Regions from separate parts of the Homo sapiens genome. Here region 1 is linked to region 2. The links are chromatin loops, found by intact Hi-C in ENCODE. Cell type or tissue: MCF 10A. All regions are shown on one strand. Each heading gives the region's core, and the rest is flanking DNA. Links, peaks and the distances in the headings are about the cores only. Region 1 has its middle 68 kb from the start of FGF3. Region 2 has its middle 6.3 kb from the start of FADD.

Region 1 (10,448 bases), core at 1,632-9,631, 310 kb before region 2:
CAGTGAAAATGGATGCCACATCAACCAGGTGTACGTGCTGCTCCAGCCCCCTGAGTGATAAGACTGTTTAGTCATCCCCAAACCCTACAGGGTAGGTCCTGTTGCCTCCTGAGTGGTAGGGAAAAGGAAATGGAGGCGTGGGGAGAAGTGTGTTGGTCACGGCCATGCCTCCACTCTCTGAGCCCCAGCTCCAGCCCCGACAGCCTGAGGGCAAGGTGCCCTCAGTGCCCCGCAGCTGCTGCACTGAAATCCCACAGACCAGGCAGTATGAACAGCAGGCATTTATCCCTCGCAGTTCTGCCGGCCTCAAGTCTAAGATCGAGGGGTTGGCAGTGCCACATGCCCTCTGAAGTCGCTAGGGGAGGACCCACTCTACCTCTTCCAGCTTCTGGGGCTCCAGCTGCTCCTTCGCTGTGGCCGCCTCCCACCAGCCCCTGCCTCCGTGGTCACACGGTCACCTCCCCTCTATGTCTTCTCTTTTTTTTTTTTTTTTTGCCTCTTATAAGGATCCCATCATTGGATTTAGGGCCCACCTGGGTAACCCAGGATGATCTCGTCTCAAGATCCTTACCTTAATTATATCTGCACAGACCCTTATTTCCAATAAAGCCATCTTCTGAGGTAGCTGTGGCTTAGGGGCCGCCAATCAACCCTCTACCAGGCCGCTGAGGCATGGGGCTAGGGCAGGGGCGTCTCTAGCTCAGGTCTGGGGGGGTCTATGGGTGATCCTGGCAGACACAGATTTTCATCATGCCGAGAGGTGTCCACACAGCCCTGTGAGCTGCGCTCCCCTGGCTGGCACCCCAGGCTGACTGTCTCAGGGCAGACTTGCCTATGGACCCAGTGTGGAATTCCAGCCACCACGGGATGCTGGGTGTGGTCTCTGCGGGATGCTTGGTGGCCCAAAGAAATCATCTGTTCCCATGAGCTGTGGCCGCCAGGGCTGTCCCGCCACCACGGAGCCAGCTCAGAGGGCACACGGCCCCGAGACAGATTGGCATTCTGGCTACATCTTGGGGAGCAGCCTTGGCATCGGAGGGGCTCTGAGGCAGGAACCTGGTGCACCCACGGTGGGGGACAATAGCTGCCTCTGGCCGGGGGAGCCCAAGGAAGGAAGCTCAGGCAGCCCAGCTCCTTTCCAGTGATGCTGAGTGCCTAGCTCGGGCCAGACACAGGAGCAGGGAGCTGGCGGGGATGCTGCCACCCACAGGGCCCTGGGAGTTGGTCAAGGGACTGGGTGGCAAAGGCCAGCACGCCGTGGCCCCTCTGGAGGGGAAGGAGCCTGGAGACAGAGAAGCACGTCACCACCCCCATTCCAGGTGCAGAGACAAAGGGAACAGAACGAACGAGACCAGGGTCCATCCTTCAGAGAGCCAGGGGCCAGGGCCTGAGCCCTGCTTGGCCAGCACTTGCTAAGTGGCCGGAGGCCGGCGGCTTCCTCTCTCTGTGCCTCTGCGTCCAGTCATATCTGAAGCTGGAGCTGGTGGTCTGATAGAATGCAGGGCACTGCACGTAGGCTGCACACGCCACACGGGCTGTCACCAGCACTGCCTGCACCAGCGTGGGGCCGTGACTGGAACAGCGCTGGGCAGAGTCTGTGTTCAGTAACCATCCTTGGCTGCTGTTATCAAGGAGGCACTAAAAGAATTCCTGGGATCCCCAGAGAAGGAGTAAATGCCTGCATTTGTTGGGGAGGGAATAAGGAGGGTGGAGAAGAAATCAGGGACAGCTGAAGGGTGAGCGACATGCCAGGGTATCGGGCGGTGCCAGTGAACAGAGAGAGCAGAGGCCCAACTGCAAATTCCTTAGGAGACCAGCTTGCCTGGGGGCGGCCCCACTGGGGCTTTGACGTTCACAGAGGAGTTCGGACCTTCGTACTGCAGGAAGAAATGTTTAGGGTGGGAAGCAAGATTAGACTGGCACTTGGAAATGCCACAGGCGATTCTGTGAACAGAGCGAGTCTGATTAAGATAAAATAGGAGAATTACAGGGACCCCTGAGTCTGGGTGTAAGGTCGCATCCAAATTCTCCCTCAAGGTCCCTGCACGGCCCCAGGCAGCATCCCTGGTCTTTTCATATTGGTCTTCTCACCAGCCTTTGCTGCTCCTGCTCCAAATCCTCCTGGCTTGAGAGTCCCCACCTTGGTCTCCTGGACCCCTCTAACCAGGGCCCCTGCTCTCTGGTATTGCAGTTACTCTCACCTCCAGGCTTGGCTGTGCAGGAGCGCAGAGGTGAGAGGTCATTGCAGTGCATTGGCTTGGGCAGAGTCGGGACTTGTTGTTCAGGGCCGCAGGGACCAGCTGCCCCCTCCCCGGGCACCTACAGCCCCACAATTGGGGACCTCGCCAGCCACCGAGGTCTTTCTTCTCGGCACTGCCCCCACCCCCACCCTGGCTGTCCAGTCTTCAAGCAAATGTTTTTGATTTTACAGGAAGTAGAGCAAGGACCTAATCTGAGTTTAATTTTTGAAGCAAGGCCTTTGATTTAATACTTATTCATTTAAGTAATTAATGCCTCCGAGTCCAGAGTCAGAAGCCATCTCAGTTTAGCCCCTCTCTTTCCTTACACGCAAAAGCAGACCTCACAGCACTTGGTACCTCCAAACCATTAATTTATACCAACGGGGACATTCCAAGGCCTGGAGCAGTTACTGAACACGACTGTGCAGCCTTCTCTGCCATATTAATGTACTCTTGTCCCCAAAGACCTGGGACAGGAGTGGCTGCCTACTTAGCAAGGACTCTGCTCACAAGCCCGGTCCTCTTGTGGGTATAGAATATTCTGGGTTATGAGACATGTTTTTGAACCCAGACTTGATGCATTCAGTCAATAAACATATATGAAGTGCTGTCTCCCATGCACTAGGTGCACCCTGGAGAAGCAACTCTTATCCCCAAAGAGAAAACACACAGGCAGCAAATCTGTAGGAATGAGGGCAGAGTGGGGAGGACAGAGTGGGGAGGGCAGAGTGGGGAAGGCAGAATGGGGAGGGCAGAGTGGGGAGGGCAGAGTGGGGAGGGCAGAGTGGGGAAGGCAGAATGGGGAGGGCAGAGTGGGGAGGGCTGAGGGGGGAGGGCAGAAGGGGGAGGGCAGAGTGGGGAGGGCTGAGGGGGGAGGCCACTCCGGGACAGGGATGGTCACTGCCACATAGTGGGAAGATGTTCTGTGGGGACCTTGAAGAGTGGGGAGATGGAGAGTGATCGGGAGGGAAGGGTGATACAGAGGTGCGGGCAGAAGGCAACAGCCAGGAAGAAAGAGGGGTGTCGAGGTGGACGGTGGGATTCCAGAGAGCTTTTCTTATTGAGTTACTGGGGGAAGTTTGTTTTTCTTTTTTTCTTTTTCTTTTTCAGAACACAGGATGGATGTGCCTGTCTCCTCTGGGAAGCTCTCCTCTCCTTCATCGTGTTATACTCGTGTTCACTCTACTCTCATCCTGTGTAGGGCAGGCAAACAGGGCCGTGACTCTGGCCCCTCAGAGCCCCTGGTTTGATAGTCTGTGTACAGCGTGGGGTATGTGATAGCAATTGCACCTCTTATTTTATAAATGGGTAAACTGAGTCCTGGAGACAGGGCTGTCCCTAGATGGATGTGGGTTCCCTGAGTTTAGCCCATCTCTTTCCTTACACGCAAAAGCAGACCTCACATCACTTGGTATCTCCAAACCATTAATTTATACCAACGGGGACATTCCAAGGCCTGGAGCAGTTACTGAACACGACTGTGCAGCCTTCTCTGCCATATTAATATACTCAGAAATTAATCAATATACTTAATTAATATATTAATTAATTAATATACTTAATTAATATAATTAATGTACTCAAAAATTAAACTCAGATTAGGTCCTTGCTCTACTTCCTGTAAAATCAAAAACATTTGCTTGAAGACTGGACAGGACAGCCGGGGTGGGGGTGGAGGCAGTGCCGAGAAGAAAGACCTCAGTGGCTGGCGACGTCCCCAATTGTGGGGCTGTAGGTGCTCGGGGAGTGGGCAGCTGGTCCCTGCGGCCCTGAACGAAAAGTCCCGACTCTTCCCAAGCCAGTGTACTGCCCCCCCACTTGCAGGAGGCTCCACTGTCGGCCCTTTGCCTGGGGATTTGGGGATACTATTCAGAGTCTGAATTCAAAATTCAATCAAATTCGGCTGGGGTGGTGGCTCACGCCTGTAATCCCAGCACTTTGGGAGGCCGAGGCGGGCGGATCACGAGGTCAGGAGATCGAGACCATCCCGGCTAAAACGGTGAAACCCCGTCTCTACTAAAAATACAAAAAATTAGCCGGGCGTAGTGGCGGGCGCCTGTAGTCCCAGCTACTTGGGAGGCTGAGGCAGGAGAATGGCGTGAACCCGGGAGGCGGAGCTTGCAGTGAGCCGAGATCCCGCCACTGCACTCCAGCCTGGGCAACAGAGCGAGACTCTGTCTCAAAAAAAAAAAAAAAAAAAGAATATTTGTGAAATGGCTGAAGAAGAAGTGTCTAGTGCCACGCTCCCCTCTCGGAAACAGGGGCTCCACTGGCCGTCGCCAGCTGCGTCTCAAGTTAGGCAGGTGTCTCTATCATTTCAGGGCTCTAGCCGAGGCCCAACATTGAGCTGCATTGTCAGTGAACCCTCTCAAACTGGGGATGATTTCTGTGCACACCTACATGATCCCAGCATCTGGAGCTTTTATCAGATTTCTTCAGATCCTCAGTGGCTCCCCAAAACCCTGGCTTCTTGCTCACAGGGTTGGAAAGAATTTATGCACCTTAGGACCTCCAAGTGGAAACCTGAAGTCTGCAGGAACACAGAGAATCAGAAATTTTCTCTGAGAGAGGTCAGGTAGGCTTCCTGGAGGAAGAGGCATTTGAGCAGGACTGCCTATGGCCTCCTGCTCTGGGCACAGAGGGTTTATGATCCCTGTAACAAAATGCAGATAAAGCACCTCCTGCTAAAAATATATATTCAGGCCAATGGAATAATTTATTCATCTCAACCCACAAACATCGATTCAAACCTGGGCTGGACGCTGGTTCTGCCTGTTCATAGCTGGTGGTTTTGGGTGAGTCACTTAACTTCTCTGTGCCTTTGTTTCTTCATCACAAGATGGAATAATTATGCAGCCTGCCTCAGAGGACTGTCGAGCGAATTAAATGAACTCTCAGATATTTCTGACAACTGGACCCTCGGTATTCGGCCTAGAAACCTGATTGGTCTCTAGCGAACTTCTTACTCTAGGCCAGGTCCTGTGCCCAAACCTGGGGAGCCCTGGTTGAGCACCACCCAGACCTGGCCTCCAGGAGCTCAGAGTACAGTAAGGGAGACAAATAGCAGACAGTGCTCCTGCATCCAGGTGCAAGTGGCCATAGGGCGGCATGGAGCAGCGCCCGGAGGTGCCCCCAGCCAGGCCCAGCTTTCGCCTGCCGATGCAGGCTCTGAGCCACATTAGCCAAGAAAGAGAGGAGGGGAGGGACCACTGAGGACAGGAGATGGACCTTGCTCCTTCTTGCTGTCCAGCAGACACACACACAGACATACGTGCACACCATGCACGCAAAAAGGCATACACATGTGCCTCTGCACACATCCCCACACAGCCCAAAATATACACATGTGCACACACTGGCGCACACATGTACCTTGCAGGCAAACACACATGTACATATACATACACACGCATACAATACCTACTGACACAAAGGTACACATATGTCCATGAGCACAGGCTCACACATGAGCATACACAGTGCTACAAATATACACACTCCTGCACACATGGGAGCATATAACACACATATTCACATGTATGCACACATGCACACACAAGGCAAAGACATACACAAACACACAAGAGCATATGCCATGCATACCAAGATTCACACAGGTACATATGCACACACATGCACCTGCACGCATGATCACACACGTGGACACATGATCACACATGTGCATGCACCCTACAAGAAGGCATCTTCTGCCCTCTGCACCAGGACGACAGAATTACCTTCAGTGCCATAAACCCAAGAACATCAAAGGTGGGAAAGACCAGGTCAGTGTGCTCAGGTTGTAAACAGAAACAAAAACCCCGCAAAACAGCGCCATCTTGTGGTGGCAGTGGGACCAGGCTGAAGGCAGCTGGCATCCTTCTTCCTTAGGGAGGGGTTTTTCCTAGAACCTGGCTTCCAAGGTGGGCTGAGTCAACTGTAACTCTCAGGCAGTACCAAAGCCACCCCTTTTATTCGGGGGAGGTCGGGATGCTCTGGACCAGCGGCTTTCCCTACCTCCACGGCCCCTGTGCTGGGTCCTGGCCAGCCAAGGGTGACCAGGGCCCTGAGTCTGGCTCTGCTGGGGACTCTGGGAGCCTCCTTCTGTCCTGGGCTTTACTCACCTCATTCAAGAAATGAGGTTATTACACTGATGCTCGAGAGCCCAGATCCATGTGTGTCTAGAGCCACGCCCCTTAGCCTGGGGCATCCATGAATAGACTGGGCTGCCCCCATATCAAACCGGAAAGCAAAGCCTCCTGGGTATCTCTGGCTTAGAGACCCGCTGGGAAATTGCCACCAGGGTCTCCCTTGCTGGAAGCTTCGGAGTGACATGAGATCTCAGGCCCTGCTTGGACCTTCTGACCCCTCAACTTTATCTTAAGAGCCCAGGGGATCTGGGCAGTGCCCCCAGAGCTCCCATCAGCACCCAGCACCCCTCACCTCCCCGAGAATCCCCTTCCCCTATGAAAGCCTCAGCTCTGAGACATAGACTGTTCCCCACCTGGTCCTCAGCCTTCCTCCCTGGCCCCCAGCCTGCAGGGACAAGGGCTCGTAACCATTCAGTGAACAGAAAACCAAGACACTTTCCTAGTGGAAATCGAGGCACGGGATTTCTCCCCACCTGCCCATTCAGATCACTCGCCTGGCAGGGCACAGGTAAGGACCCAGCTCTGAGACAGGCCACTGGGGCCAGATCCTGGTTCTGCACTCCCTGAATGGGTCCCCTGAGGCAAGTCACCTCCCCTCTCAGTGTCCTTCTCTGTAAAATGGGAATTACAATAGAATTTATCTCCGAGTTGTTTTAGGGAACAAAGGAAATATAATCCATGCAAAGTGCCTGGTCCACAGGAAGCGCTTTCGCATTGTCAGTGTTGGAGGTGATGTTTGCTTTGCAGGGCTGTTCAATCCCCTGCCCACTTCTAAACACATTTAACTTTGGGGAGGGGCCTCTTGGGGAGGACAAAAGAAGGAGGCTGGGGCTTCCGCTGCCCTCTGCAGACCTGGTGTGCGATGACGCTGCAGCGGGGGACCGCGGTTTTAAAGGCATCATCGGTAGAAACGGCCTCACGCATTTCCATAATTCACTCTGCATCAATTAATCTTTCACTGTCGATAGGAACCTGCGGCTGAATTCCCTCCCCGGGAGGACTCGCCATTCTCAAGCTCTGAGGGGTTTTCTTCTCGGCTGGCATCATGCTAATTTCCCTCGAGTACCCCTGGAAAGAGGTTTTAGAACAAGACGTGGCGCTTGGCAGGAATTTGACATCTGAAACAACTGTCGCTCAGGGAGGAGGGGGTTGTGACATTTGCTAATTGCCAATCGAGCACTAATGTGAGCATTGAGATGCTTGGAAAAATGCTTCTTCCTGCTGAGGCTGGATGGAGCTGGCTCACGGGCCACTGATACACCTGCAGGGCATCATCCTTTGCCATTGATAAATACCCTTCATGGATCTAAGGAGGGAAATAATAGGGAAATTTCCTTTTGGAAAACCAGAGAGCATTGGCTGGGGATGGGGGGCCCAGGTTCTGAAGCCATCACTGCCAAAAACCAGCTGAGCCACCAAGGGTGAGACCCTGCTCTTCCTCAGTGTCTGTGCGATGAGGGCCATGGCCCTTGCCGTCCTCTGCCTTTCCCTGACCGCAGACCCTGGCTTCTGCTGGAGCTCTCCCTTGTGTAAGGATGCATGGAGCAAATTTTAGGGGCCTTAGAGCCCTACGTCCAAACCTCCTCCAGCAGAGTCCCAAAGGGCCCCTGCCTACCTTCGCCTGCCTGCCAAGGGGTGCTGGCAGAAAGCAGGCAGGCGGTGCAGCCTCACCCTCTCCCACAATGGGCATGGGCCATGCCTGCTTCCTGCATGGCAAACCCCTGCTTCCAAGAGAAGCCTGAGGCCTGTGCTGAGAGGGCCCAGCCCCTCCTAGCATCTCTGGGTCATTTCCCTCTCCTCAGGCCTGGCAACCTCTAAGTTCAGCTCCTGGGAGCTGGGGTCCCCCAGAAAGGAGCTCTCCCCATTGCCAGCGAGAAGCAGCTCTAGCTCATTCTGTAGGCTAATAAGAGGGACAGCTCGAGAAATGAATGTGAGAATGGGACTGTGTGGGAACCCCCTGGAGAATCCACGGGGCAAATATCTTTATGTTCCAACCCGATTTCCTCTTGTGGAATCTCGACTATAAAATCAGCAACACAGCTGTACTAATAACAAAAAAAAGCATCAATGTTCAACCACCTATGCTGTGCCAGGCTCAGTGCTAAGCACTTCATTCTATGAAATCTTCTGGAATCTTCTCAATAGCCCCACAAAGGGGGCTCTGACACAGCCCCTATTTTATGCAAACCAAGGCTCTGAAAGGCTCAAGTCTTCCCAAGGTGATTTAGGGCACGCTTGCTGAAATAATAACCAAGACATTTATTTGGGGTTAAAATCCTGATATTCCAGACTGAAATAGCTGCCCCTCACATCCTCCTCCAGCCCTGCACCCATGGCCCCGAGCCCCACTGTGGGTGAAAGAGCAGGAGGGCCCTCCCTGTGAAACAGCGTCGGCCGCTTGGCAGGGGTATTGCTCTGCCCTGAGTTCACGCTGATAACGCGCCCAAGGGCAATCACATCGTAACAGCCCGGAATTGTTCTCAGTCTAGAACGGACAATAAACCGCCCGGGCAGAATGTCTCCTCATCATTCTGCCGCCAGCCAACGGGCTCCAAGAGTTGTCATCTTGAATTTGTGCCCAACTCAAGGTGCCGGCCCAGGCTGGGTCACGGGGCCACAGGGCGCTTTCCAGGAAGGCACGCAGAAGGCATTCCAGCACGAGAAGGTGAAGCAGCGCGGAGGTTATTGACTTGACATGGGTCATTTTGCCCCGGCGTACCCCACGGGATACTGCTATCCTATATCTCCGGCAGGGCATTCTCTGGGCAAACAAGCCCACAGCCATAAATGGTGGCCTTTGCACACCCGGAATCGCTGCCTCATGGTGTTTGGATCACTGACCCGGTTTGTTTATTTATTGAGAGTATTTTTAGCTCGCCCGCGGTTACCCCCGGGGTCACCAATTTTCCTTTTTAATCTTCTCTTTGAATAGAAAGGAAATGGACAGTAAGGTGCCTGTCACTCGAACGCTGGGGTAAGTCTGGGGCAGTGCATACGCCACCGAGGTCACACTCACGTCAGGGACGACACTGCCACAGCCAGCAAATCTCACTCAGCCAGCCCTCGAGGGCACCAGTGTGTGAGCCGACCCCGGGCCTGGCCAGAGAAGAGGGTCGCGGTGTCCGTGCAGGGATTCACCGAGAGTCCAGACCCCAGAGGGGCAAGCGGTCAGCACCACAGTCTCGCCCCGCAGCGCTGACCGCAGGGTCTATGGAACCCATTGGCCCCCCTGCAAGAGCTCCAGAGGTGATCCCCCACATCCTGTGAGAGATCAAGTGTATTCCAGAGAAGATTCCCAGGTCGCTCCGGTTTCCTCCCAGTTCTGGTGTCCTTGACTACTGGCTCTGCCATCTACCACCCTCATGCCTCAGTTTTCCCATCTCTAAAGTGGGGGCTAACAAGAGCGTCTACTCCATAAGTTTGTCCAGAGAGGTGAGTGGGGCGAAGTGCGCCTGTGTGCAGTGAAGCGCGCCTGTCCGCGGTGGAGCGCACCTGTCCGCGGTGGAGCGCTCATGTGTGCGGTGGAGCGCGCCTGTGCGTGGTAAGTGGTGGTGATTGTTGCTACCATCGCTGTTCCCATCAGTTCCCGCCACATGCATCTGTCAAGGGCCCCCAGGAAGCAGATGACCCACCCCCAGGGGTGGGCGAGATCAGGAAGCCAGGAAAGGATGGTTGGTGAAGCCCCTTGTTATTGTCTGAGGCCAGAAGGAGGCAGTTACAGAACCCAGCAAGAGAGGGAGCTGTCCATGGAGCCGGATGGGAGCTGTCGTGGCTGTGCGTAGGGGAGGCACACACTGCCCCCTGCGGCTGGGCAGGAAGGAAGCCAGCCCCTCTCTCCTTCCCAGCTCTGATCGGTTGCTGGCAACCCCCACTGGCCGCTTCAAGTGGGGACTCCAAAGCCAGGAAGCTGGGGAACCAGCTGGTCTCCTGCGGCAGAGAAACAGGGTGAGGAGTCGGGGCTGGACCTGGAGGGGCAGGCGGAGAGTGACTAGCAGAGTGAGTGTCCAGTCCCTCCCTGTCCGGGTGCCTTTCTGTCAGCCACACTCCAGGTTCTGCAGGG
Region 2 (10,448 bases), core at 932-8,931:
CACAGCGCCTTGCCACCTTGGTCAGGCGCATCCTCCTAAAGCTTGGGCCCCACATTCTCGATCCTGTAGGGAGGGCCCAAGGAGAACGGCACCCACTTTCTCAATCCTGTAGGGAGGGCTCAGGGAGAACGGCACCCAGGATTGGCATCGCGGGAACCCCTTCCCTCTGCCCTCCTGTCTCCATGGGTCCTCCCAGAGCCTGGGAGGGCACAGGTGGGGACCTTCAGCCACATCTGATAGATGAGGAAACAGGCTCTTGACCAAGATCTCAGGGCGCTTTAATGCCAAGTCTGAAGGCCAGACCTCATAAACATGTATGGAACATTCAAGAAACATTTATTGAACTCCTACTGTAGGCCAAGTGCAGCGGCTCATGCTGGTAATCCCACATGAGGGATTACTGCATTGAGAGGCCCAGACAGAAGGATTGCTTGAGCCCAGGAGTTCGAGACCAGCCTGGGCAACATAGCAAGACCCTGTCTCTACAAGAAATAAAAAAATTAGCTGGGCATGGTGGCGGGCACCTGTGGCCCCAGCTACTCGAGAGAGTGAGGTAGGAGAATCACTTGAGCCCAGGAGGTCAAGGCTGCAGTGAGCTATGATTGCATCACTGCACTGCAGCCTGGGCAACAGAGCAAAACCCTGTCTCAAAAAATAAATAAAAATTAGACCAGGTGCAGTGGCTCACGTCTGTAATTCTAGCACTTTGGGAGGCCGAGGTGGATGACTTGAGGCCAGGAGTTCAAGACCAGCCTGGCCAACAGAGTGAAACCCAGTCTCTAAGTAAAAAAAAAATATATATATATATATATATATATATATATATATATATACACACACACACCAAAAAAAAATGAACTCCCACTGTGTGTCAGGCACTAGGACGAGAAGGGTGAAGAACAAGGACACAGCCCCTTCCCTCCCACATGACATTCTCACAAAGGAAGTCCAATGCTGAACCAGAAAATCAACCGTGGAACCAGACAACTTCAGAAAAGGGAGCGCTGATGAAAATCCAGCAGGGAGTGTGACTGACTGAGGGTGAGTGACTACACTGCGCAGGGAGGCCCCTTGGGACTTGAGCAACAAGGAGCCAGAAACACACAACAGTCGGTGCACAGGCCAAGGCAGCAGCTGCTGGACGAGCTCCAGGAGCAGAGGGGCAGGGAGGTGACAGGAGACGCAGGAGAGGTGGCTAGAGACGACTCATGCAGGGCTCCGGCTGAGTGAAGACTTTGAACTTGGTGGTAGGTGCCATGGGCAGGGCTGGGCAGTGTCTATGAGGGCAGTGATGGGATCTGACTTATGTTTGGGGTCATGGCTGCTGTAGGGTGGAAACTGCAGCCAGTGCCGCTATTATACAGATGGGCACAGGAGGCTCAGAGAGGCTCAGGGCTCCACTGCAGCCATCCACAAGCTGGCAGCACATCACCCCTTGGACCCAGGAGCCTGGCACAAAAAGTCTTCTACTACTGGTCCCTAGAGTAGTGTGGCTGGGGGCAGGGTTGGGGGCGAGCCCAGCGGGCCCTGAGGTCTGAGGGCACCGGCTGCACCACCAGGCCTGGCAATGACACACTGGTGGCCGGCCATGCAGGTTCCGCTGCTCTCCTCTGAGGGTGGAGGTGGACCATGAATAGCATCAAGCCCAAGACAACCTCTGTTCGGTAGGTTCAGCACATGTTAACTTTTGAAGTTAATTTAATATATGAAAACCAGGCATTTAAAGTCCACGTTTGCATGTTCTGCTGAGAAATCACACCTTCTGCTGCACAGCCCCACGTTCGCCAGGTCTCATGCTCACATTCGACTGCAGCCCGGTGGGGCCTGCCCTTCCTGAGTCTCCTCACCCTCCCAAACATGCCTGCCCACTGGCTATGGGGGCAGCTGAGGCTGGGGCCTCCCTAGACAAGCCTCAGACCAAGGTCCCTGTCTGTGGATCTGGAACCAGCAGTGGGATTGAGAGCTTGGCCAAAGTGTGTGCTTGAAGCAGGGCTGTCTCCACCCCAAGGCTGGACTCAGAGCCCTGCCCAAAGCACTCACATCACCAAATCCTACACACTCATCTTCAGGCCCCCAGGAGTCATTTGTGTGCCCCTGACCCCAGGTGATATGTGTCCTCACATGTCAGGCAACATTTACCTGCCCATGTTTTGTAAGAGCCACAGCAAAGAACATAAATGCTAACACTTACCAGAAAACAGGCCAGAAGGAAGTACTGGCACAGTGCCAGGCACAGAGGAGGCACCAGAAAGTGCTGAATTAATGAATAAGCAAGCAAGGATTAGATGGATAGATGGATGGGGGATAGACGGATGAACGTTTGGGTGGTGGACAGATGGATGGATGGATGGAAGCATGGATGGATGGATAGATTGATGGATGGATGTGTGGGTGGATGGATGGATGGATGGATGGATGGATGGTGGATGGGTGGATGGATAAATGTGTGGATGGATGGATGGATATGTGGATGGATGGATGGTGGATGAATGGATGGATGGATGGATGGATGGATGGATGGATGGATTGGGTGAATGAATGGATGTGTGGATGGATGGATGGATTGGGTGAATGAATGGATGTGTGGATGGATGGATGGATGGATGGATGGATGGATGGATGGATGGATGGATTGGGTGAATGAATGGATGTGTGGATGGATGGATGGATTGGGTGAATGAATGGATGTGTGGATGGATGGATGGATGGATGGTGGATGAATGGATGGATGGTAGATGAATGGATGGATGGATGGATGAATGGATGGATGGATGGATGAGTGGATGGATGGATGGATGGATGGATTGGGTGAATGAATGGATGTGTGGATGGATGGATGGATTGGGTGAATGAATGGATGTGTGGATGGATGGATGGATGGATGGATGGATGGATGGATGGTGGATGGTTGGATGGATGTGTGGATGGATTGGGTGGATGGATGTGTAAGTGGATGGATGGATTGGGTGGACGGATGGATGGACTGGGTGAATGGATGGATGGATGGTGGATGAGTGAATGTGTGGGTGAATGGATGCATTGATTGAATGGATGTGTGAATGGATGAAGGGATCGAGTGGATGGATGTGTGAATGGATGGATGGATGGTGGATGAGTGAGTGGATGTGTGGGTGAATGGATGCATTGATTGGGTGGATGGATGGATGGATGTGTGGATGGATGGTAGATGGGTGGGTAGATGGTAGATGGATGGTGGATGGATAGATGAATGGATAGAAGGATGGATGGATGTGTGGATGGATGGATAGATGGATGGATGGATGCTGGATGAATGGATGGATGGATGGTGGATGGGTGGATGGATGTGTGGACGGATGAATGGGTGAAAGGATGGATGTATGGATGGATGTGTGGATGGATGGATAGATGTGTGGATGGATGGGTGGAAGGATGAATGGATGGGTAGATGGGTGAGTAGATGGATGGATGGATAGGTGGATGGACGGATGGATAGATAGATAGGTGGATGGATGGATGGATGGGTGGGTGGATGGATGGATGGATGGGTGGATGGATGGATGGATAGATGCATGTATGGGTGGATGGATGGAAAATAGACTGACAATTGGGTCTTTTTGCCTTTGAGATGAATGGGCCTCAGGATCAAGTTAGCAGGAGTGTTGGTGGAGGAGGTAAGGGGGTAGTGGAAGGTAAATCTGATGCCTTCTGACCTGAAGACATGCTCACAGCAAGCAGTTCACCCCCACTCACTCACACAGCCTTGGCAGAAGAGCAAAAGGCAAAGAGACAGCTTATGCCTGGAGACATGGGACCAGCCCAGGCATTTTCATCTGGCTTCCTCAGATGGGATGGTGTCTGCTGCCCCTGCCAGAGCCTGCCCAGAATGCAGCCATGGGGCAAAGGCTCAGCAAACACCTCATTTCCTCAGCCCTGCCAAGTCATGTATTTACTATTGTCCATTTCCCTTCCCTTCTCCCCCTCTTCCTCACACAATTTTCATTAAAGTAAAACATAGAGAAAATTGCACAAAAGTGTACAGTCAAGCAACTTCCACAAAAAAATACACACTTTTGGGGCTGGGCACAGTGGCTCACGCCTGTAACCCCAGCACTTTGGGAGGCTGAGGTGAGAGGAGTGCAGTGGTGCAACCTTGAGTTCAAGAGTTTGAGACCAACCTGGGCAACATGGCAAGACCCTGTCTCTACAAAAAATAAATTTTTTTTAAAAAAAAGCTAAAAATTAGTCAGGTGTTGTGGCATGCACCTGTAGTCCCAGCTACTTGGGAGGCTGAGGTGGGAGGATGGCTTGAGCCTGAGAGATCAAGGCTGCAGTGAGCCGTGATTATGTCACTGTACCCCAACCTGGGCAACAGAGAATTTGTCTCCAAAAACAAAAACAAAATCCCACTTCTGTAGCCAGGACTCAGACACTGAATGAGCACGTCCTAAATATTCCCTCAAACTCCCTTCTCACAGTGGCTGTAGCCACTACCCGGACCTGGTTCCAACCTCGGCAGCAGAAATTCTTTCTCCTGCTTTTGCTTGTTGGTGGCTGCTGCCCTCTTCTGGCTGCCTGCAGGAGCTGCACTCAGGGAAGGGAAAGGCCCCGCACCTGGCACCTACCTTAGTGTTGTTGTGTAGTGTTGTGTTGTGTTGTGTTGTGTTGTGTTGTGTTGTGTTGTGTTGTGTTGTGTTGTGTTGCGTTGTGTTTTTTTGAGATGGAGTCTCGCTCTGTTGCCCAGGCTGGAGTGCAGTGGTGCGATCTTGGCTCACTGCAACCTCCGCCTCCCTGGTTCAAGTGATTCTCCTGCCTCAGCCTCCCGAGTAGCTGGGACTACAGGCACCCGCCACCATGCCTGGCTAATTTTTGCATTTTTAGTAGAGACAGGGTTTCACCATATTGGCCCAGCTGGCCTGGAACTTCTGACCCTGTGATCCGCCCGCCTCGGCCTCCCAAAGTGCCGGGATTACAGGCGTGAGCCACTGCACCCGGCCTTAGTTTTCTATTAGGTTGGTGCAAAACCACGATTAGTTTGCACCAACCTAAAATATTTGCTGTGGTGGCAAATGACCACCAACTCTGCGGCCCAAAACAACACGAATTTATTCTGTTACTACAGGTCAGGTTTCTGGCACAGGCCTCACTAGGCTAAAATCGACGTGCCTGCACAGCTGGCTCCCTCTGGAAGCTCCGGGGGAGGTCCGTGCCTTCTCCAGCATCCAGAGGCCCTTGTCTTCCCGTCTGTGACCCCTTCCTGGCCACGTCTTCGTGCTGCCTCTTCTCTGGTTCTTCTTTTATGAGGCCTCATGATTAGACTGGGTCTGCAGGGTTAAACCAAGAAAACCAAGACGATCTCCCCATCTCAAAGTTCTTAATCTTCATGGCTTTTTTTTTTTTTTTTTGAGACGGGGTTTCACTCTTGTCACCTAGGCTGGAGTGCAATGGCACAGTCTCGGCTCACTGCAACCTCTACCTCTCAGGTTCAAGGGATTCTCCTGCCTCAGCCTCCCAAGTAGCTGGGATTTTTGTATTTTAGTAGAGATGGGGTTTCATCACATTGGCCAGGCTGATCTTGAACTCCTGACCTCAGGTGATCCGCCCACCTCGGCCTCCCAAATTGCTGAGATTACAGGTGTGAGCCACTGTGCCCGGCCTCTTCATGGCATCTTAAAGTCTCTTTTGCCATGCTGACGAACATAGCTGCAGGTCTGCGCATCAGGGTGAGGGCCGGCAGGGATGTGGACATTTGGGGTATTCTGCCTACCACAGAGCCCTGCCCCTCAGGAAGCAGTCTCTTTTTTTGGAAAAAACACTACCCCCAAGGAGAGCCAAGGATGCCCACATATTTAGAATAGCCTTGGACATTAATGACATTATTCTAAATATGCCCACATATTTAGAATAGCCTTGGACATTAATGACAAAGACCAAAATGGGCCAGGTGCAGTGGCTCACGCCTGTAATCCCAACACTTTGGGAGGCTGAGGCGGGTGGATCACGAGGTCAGGAGATCAAGACCATTCTGGCTAACAAGGTGAAACCCCATCTCTACTAAAAAATACAAAAAAAACAAAAAATAGCCGGGCGTGATGGCAGGCTCCTGTAGTCCCTGCTACTCGGGAGGCTGAGGCAGGAGAATGGTGTGAACCGGGGAGGCGGAGCCTGCAGTGAGCTGAGTTCGCACCTCTGCACTCCAGCCTGGGTGACAGAGCGAGACTCCGTCTCAAAAAAAAATAAAATAAAATAAAAAAAGGCCAGGCGTGGTGGCTCACGCCTGTAATCCCAGCATTTGGGAGGCCAAGGCGGGCGGATCACCTGAGGTCAGGAGTTAGAGACCAGCCCAGCCAACATGGTGAAACCCCATCTATACTAAAAATACAAAAATTAGCTGGGCATGGTGGCACACACCTGTAGTCCCAGCTACTCAGGAGGCTGAGGCAGGAGAATTGCTTGAACCCGGGAGACAGAGGTTGCAGTGAACCGAGATCACGCCACTGCACTTCAGCCTGGGCAACAGAGCGAGACTCCATCTCAAAAAAAATAAAAAAGAAAAAAAATATATATATATATATAAAATAATAAATAAAATAAAATTCATATAGCAAGACAGAGGCCCTCGAATAGCTAAAAGAATCTTGACAAAGCAAAATACAATGGGAGAAATTGCTGTAGCCAGTATTAAGGTTTACTATATAGCTACACTAATCAAGAAAAGGTCATATGGTGCTTTTTCAGCCTCCCTCACTGGCTTCCCCACATCTCCCAGCCCCTTAAAGGTGGACACCCCTAGGCTCATCTGTTGGTCATCTTTATTCTTTTTCTTTTTTCTGAGACGTGGTCTCACTCTGTCACCCAGGCTGGAGTGCAGCGGCATGATCACAGCTCACTGCAGCCTCAACCTACTGGGCTCAAGCGATCCTCCCACCTCAGCCTCCCCAGTAGTTGAGACTACAGGCGTGTGGCACCACGCCCAGCTAATTTTTTAAATTTTTTGTAGAGATGAAGTCTTACTGCATTGCCCAGGCTGGTCTCAAACTCCTGAGCTCAAGTGATCCTCCCATCTTGGCATCCCAAAGTGCTGAGATTACAGGGGTGAGCCATTGAGCCCAGTTGGTCATCCAGTCACCTTTTCTATCCCTCTTCATAGGTGACTGCACTCTTTTGGTTTTTTCAACACAATCTATCTGCAGGCAACTCTCAAATTCACCTCTTCTCCCTGTCATCTCATGCCCCTCACTGACCAGTCAACATCTCCACCAAAACATCTAATAGGTATCTGTATTAGCTTTCTGTTGCTTATAGCAGAATACATGAAACTGAATAATTTACAAAGAAAAGAAATTTCTTTCTTTTTTTTTTTTTTTTTTTTTTGAGACAGGTTCTCACTCTGTCACCCAGCCTGGAGTGCAGTGGCTCGATCTCAGCTCACTGCAACCTCTGCCTCCCAGACTCAAATGATCATCCCACCTCAGCCTCCAGAGTATCTGTGACTACAGGTGCATACGCGGCTAATTTTTTTCTGTATTTTTTTGTAGAGATGGGGTTTCACCATGTCGCCTGAGCTGGACTTGAACTCCTTAGCTCAAGCTATCCACCCTCCTTGGCCTCCCAAAGTGCTGGGATTACAGGTGTGAGTCCCTGCACCTGGCCCAGAAATTTCTTTCTTATAGTTATGGAGTCAGAGAAGTCCAAGGTCAAGGGTCCACTTTCGGGGAGGGTCTTCCTGCTGGCGGGGGCTCTCTGTGGAGTCTGCAGAGTTTTGAGGCGATGCAGGGTATCACGTGATGAGGGAGCTTAGTGTGATCCTCCCCCATAATAACTCATCAGTCCATTAACCCATTAATGGAGGAGACAAACATTCAAACCATAGCAGCATCTCACACACACATCCCAAGCCAATCTCGGTCCTCCCTCAAGCCCACCCCACCCGCACCTTCCCGGTTTCCATCAATGGATGGACCAGCCTTCAAAGTTTACAGGGTATCCTGCATTCTCTAGTTTATGCGCATCCCCAATCTAAAGAAGGCTGCCCTCTCTCACCACCTCCACTGCTACCTGCCCTCTGGTCTGAGTGCACTGCCTTTCATTCGGATTATTGTAGTCCCCTGGCTTCTAACCAGCAACCAGCGTGATCTTTAAAAATGTAACTCGAGGTATGAGAATCGCTTGAACCTGGGAGGCGGAGGTTGCAGTGAACTGAGATCTCGCCACTGCGCTCCAGCCTGGGTGACAGAATGAGACTCCATCTCAGAAAAAAAAAAAAAAAAAGAAAAAAAGAAAAAAAGCTGGGCACGCTGGCTCATACCTGTAATCCCAGAACTTTGGGAGATCAAGGCAGGCAGATCACCTGAGGTCAGGAGTTCCAGACCAGCCTGGCCAATATGGTGAAACCGTGTCTCTGCTAAACATACACAATGCAGGAGATTGGTCAAGGTGGTAGGAGAAATTATAAAGATAAAGTTATAGGAAATAGACACAAACTTTCTTGGAAGGCCGGAAGGTTTGCATAGCTTCAGTAAAAGATTTGGCTGAAGGTAGCTGAATTCTCTTAAAAGTTTAGGGCGTAGATACATAGGAATGTAGAGGAGTTTATCTAAATAGCTTGTTCACTCATGTTGTCCTAAAACAGACCTTTGATCATTCACGGGCAGGACTACTCTCTCTGAGGGAGGGCAACCAGATTAATTACCCACAAATGTGTTGACTCAAAGCCTTTGTCATTAAGTCTGTGCTGAATAAATGCCTGCAGGACCAGCTAGTCAGGCCGCGGGGCTGGAACAACTCTTTTTGTGAAAGGTCCAGCCCCCTAGCCAGCTCTTTCACTGAATACTGGTGTCTGAGTACATTATTCATCTGTAGTGCAGCCCAGGTCTGTGGGTCAGACCCTGGCAAGTTAGCCGGATGTGGTGACACATGCCTGTGATCCCAGCTACTCGGGAGGCTGAGGCACGAGAATCTCCTGAACCCAGGAGGCAGAGGTTGCAGTGAGCCAAGATCGTGCCACTGCACTCCAGTCTGGGGCAACACAGTGAGACCCCATCTCAAAAAAAAAATGTAACTCAAGACCAGACACGGTGGTCACACCTGAAATTCCAGCACTTTGAGAGGCTGAGGCTAGTGGATCACTTGAGCCCAGGAGCTCAAGACCAGCCTGGGGAATATGGCAAAATCCTGTTTCTACAAAAAAAAAAAAAAAAAATGAAAATTAGCCAGGGGTGGTGGTATGTACCTGTAATCCCAACTACTCAGGAGGCTGAAATGGGAGGATCGCTTGAGCCCAGGAGGCTGCAGTGAGCTATGACTGTGCCACTGCACTCTAGCCTGGGTGACAAAGCAAGACCCTGTCTCAATAAATAAATAAACAAAATAAAACTGTAACTCAGTGTTCATAGCAGCATTATTCACAACAGCCAAAAAGTGGAAGCAAAGGCAATGTCCATCCTCCGATGAATGGATAGACACACTGTGGCACCCAAACACCCAGACAGTGGAATAGTATGCATCCATAAAAAGGAAGGAGGCTGGGCACAGTGGCTCACGCCTGTAATCCCAACACTTTGGGAGGGTGAGGCAAGAGGATCACTTGAGGCCAGGAGTTTGAGACCAGGCTGGCCAACATGGCAAAGCCCTGTCTCTACTAAAAATACAAAAATTAGCCTGGCATAGTGGCACACACCTACAATCCCAGCTAGTCAGGAGGCTAAGGCACAAGAAACGAGAGTCGCTTGAGCCCGGGAGGCAGAGGCTGCAATGAGCCGAGATTGTGCCACTGCACTCCAGCCTGGACAAAAGAGTGACACTCTGTCTCAAAGAAAAAAAAGGAATGAAGTACTCATATGTTCTACATCATGGATGAACCTTGAAAATGATGCTGAAAACAGCCAGACACAAAATGCCACATACTGTATGGTTCTGTACACATGGAATGTCCAGAATTGGCAAATCCATAGATTTTAAAAAGTAGATTCGGCAGGGCACAGTGGCTCACGCCTGTAATCCCAGCACTTTGGGAGGCTGAGGCTCACTTGAGGTCAGGAGTTCAAGACCAGCCTGGCCAACATGGTGAAACCCTGTCTCTACTAAAATACAAAAATTAGCTAGGCATGGTGGCAGGCACCTGTAATCCCAGCTACTCAGGAGACTGAAGCAGGAGAATTGTTTGAACCCGGGAGGTAAAGGTTGCAGTGAGCCCAGATCGCACCACTGCACTCCAGCCTGGCCATAGAGCGAGACTCTGTCTCAAAACAGCAAAAAAAAAAAAAAAAAGAAAGAAAGAAAAAAAAAGTAGATTCGTGGTTGGTGGGGGAGGGGAGGAGTACATGCTAATGGGTTTCTTCTTGGGGTGATGAAAATGTCCTAAAGTTAGACAGCAGTAAGGGTTGCACAACCTTGTGACTACACTAAAAACCACTGAAGTATAACTTTAAAAGGGTGAATTGAATGGTATGTGAATTATATCTCAAGAA

What was found. Peaks named below come from ENCODE experiments on the same cell type or tissue, not always from the same donor. Only the 100,000 strongest peaks of a DNase experiment are listed, where the experiment ranks them.
Region 1: a loop joins it to region 2, with 12 times the contacts of the local background. A loop is called at or near these places in 2 of 110 quality-filtered maps.

The regions. Positions count from the first base shown.
Region 1 is chr11:69,882,660-69,893,107 of GRCh38, forward strand. No RefSeq gene overlaps it. Among named protein-coding and RNA genes, the nearest start is that of FGF3, 68 kb to the left of the region's middle. RefSeq lists enhancers at 783-1,283, 5,942-6,236, 8,432-9,027. In MCF 10A, for the core only: a CTCF peak has its summit at 6,088 (motif pointing left); a DNase peak (open chromatin) is centred at 6,072.
Region 2 is chr11:70,191,745-70,202,192 of GRCh38, forward strand. No RefSeq gene overlaps it. Among named protein-coding and RNA genes, the nearest start is that of FADD, 6.3 kb to the right of the region's middle. RefSeq lists enhancers at 169-228, 4,987-5,486 and a silencer at 4,359-4,653. In MCF 10A, for the core only: a CTCF peak has its summit at 4,537 (motif pointing left); a DNase peak (open chromatin) is centred at 4,517.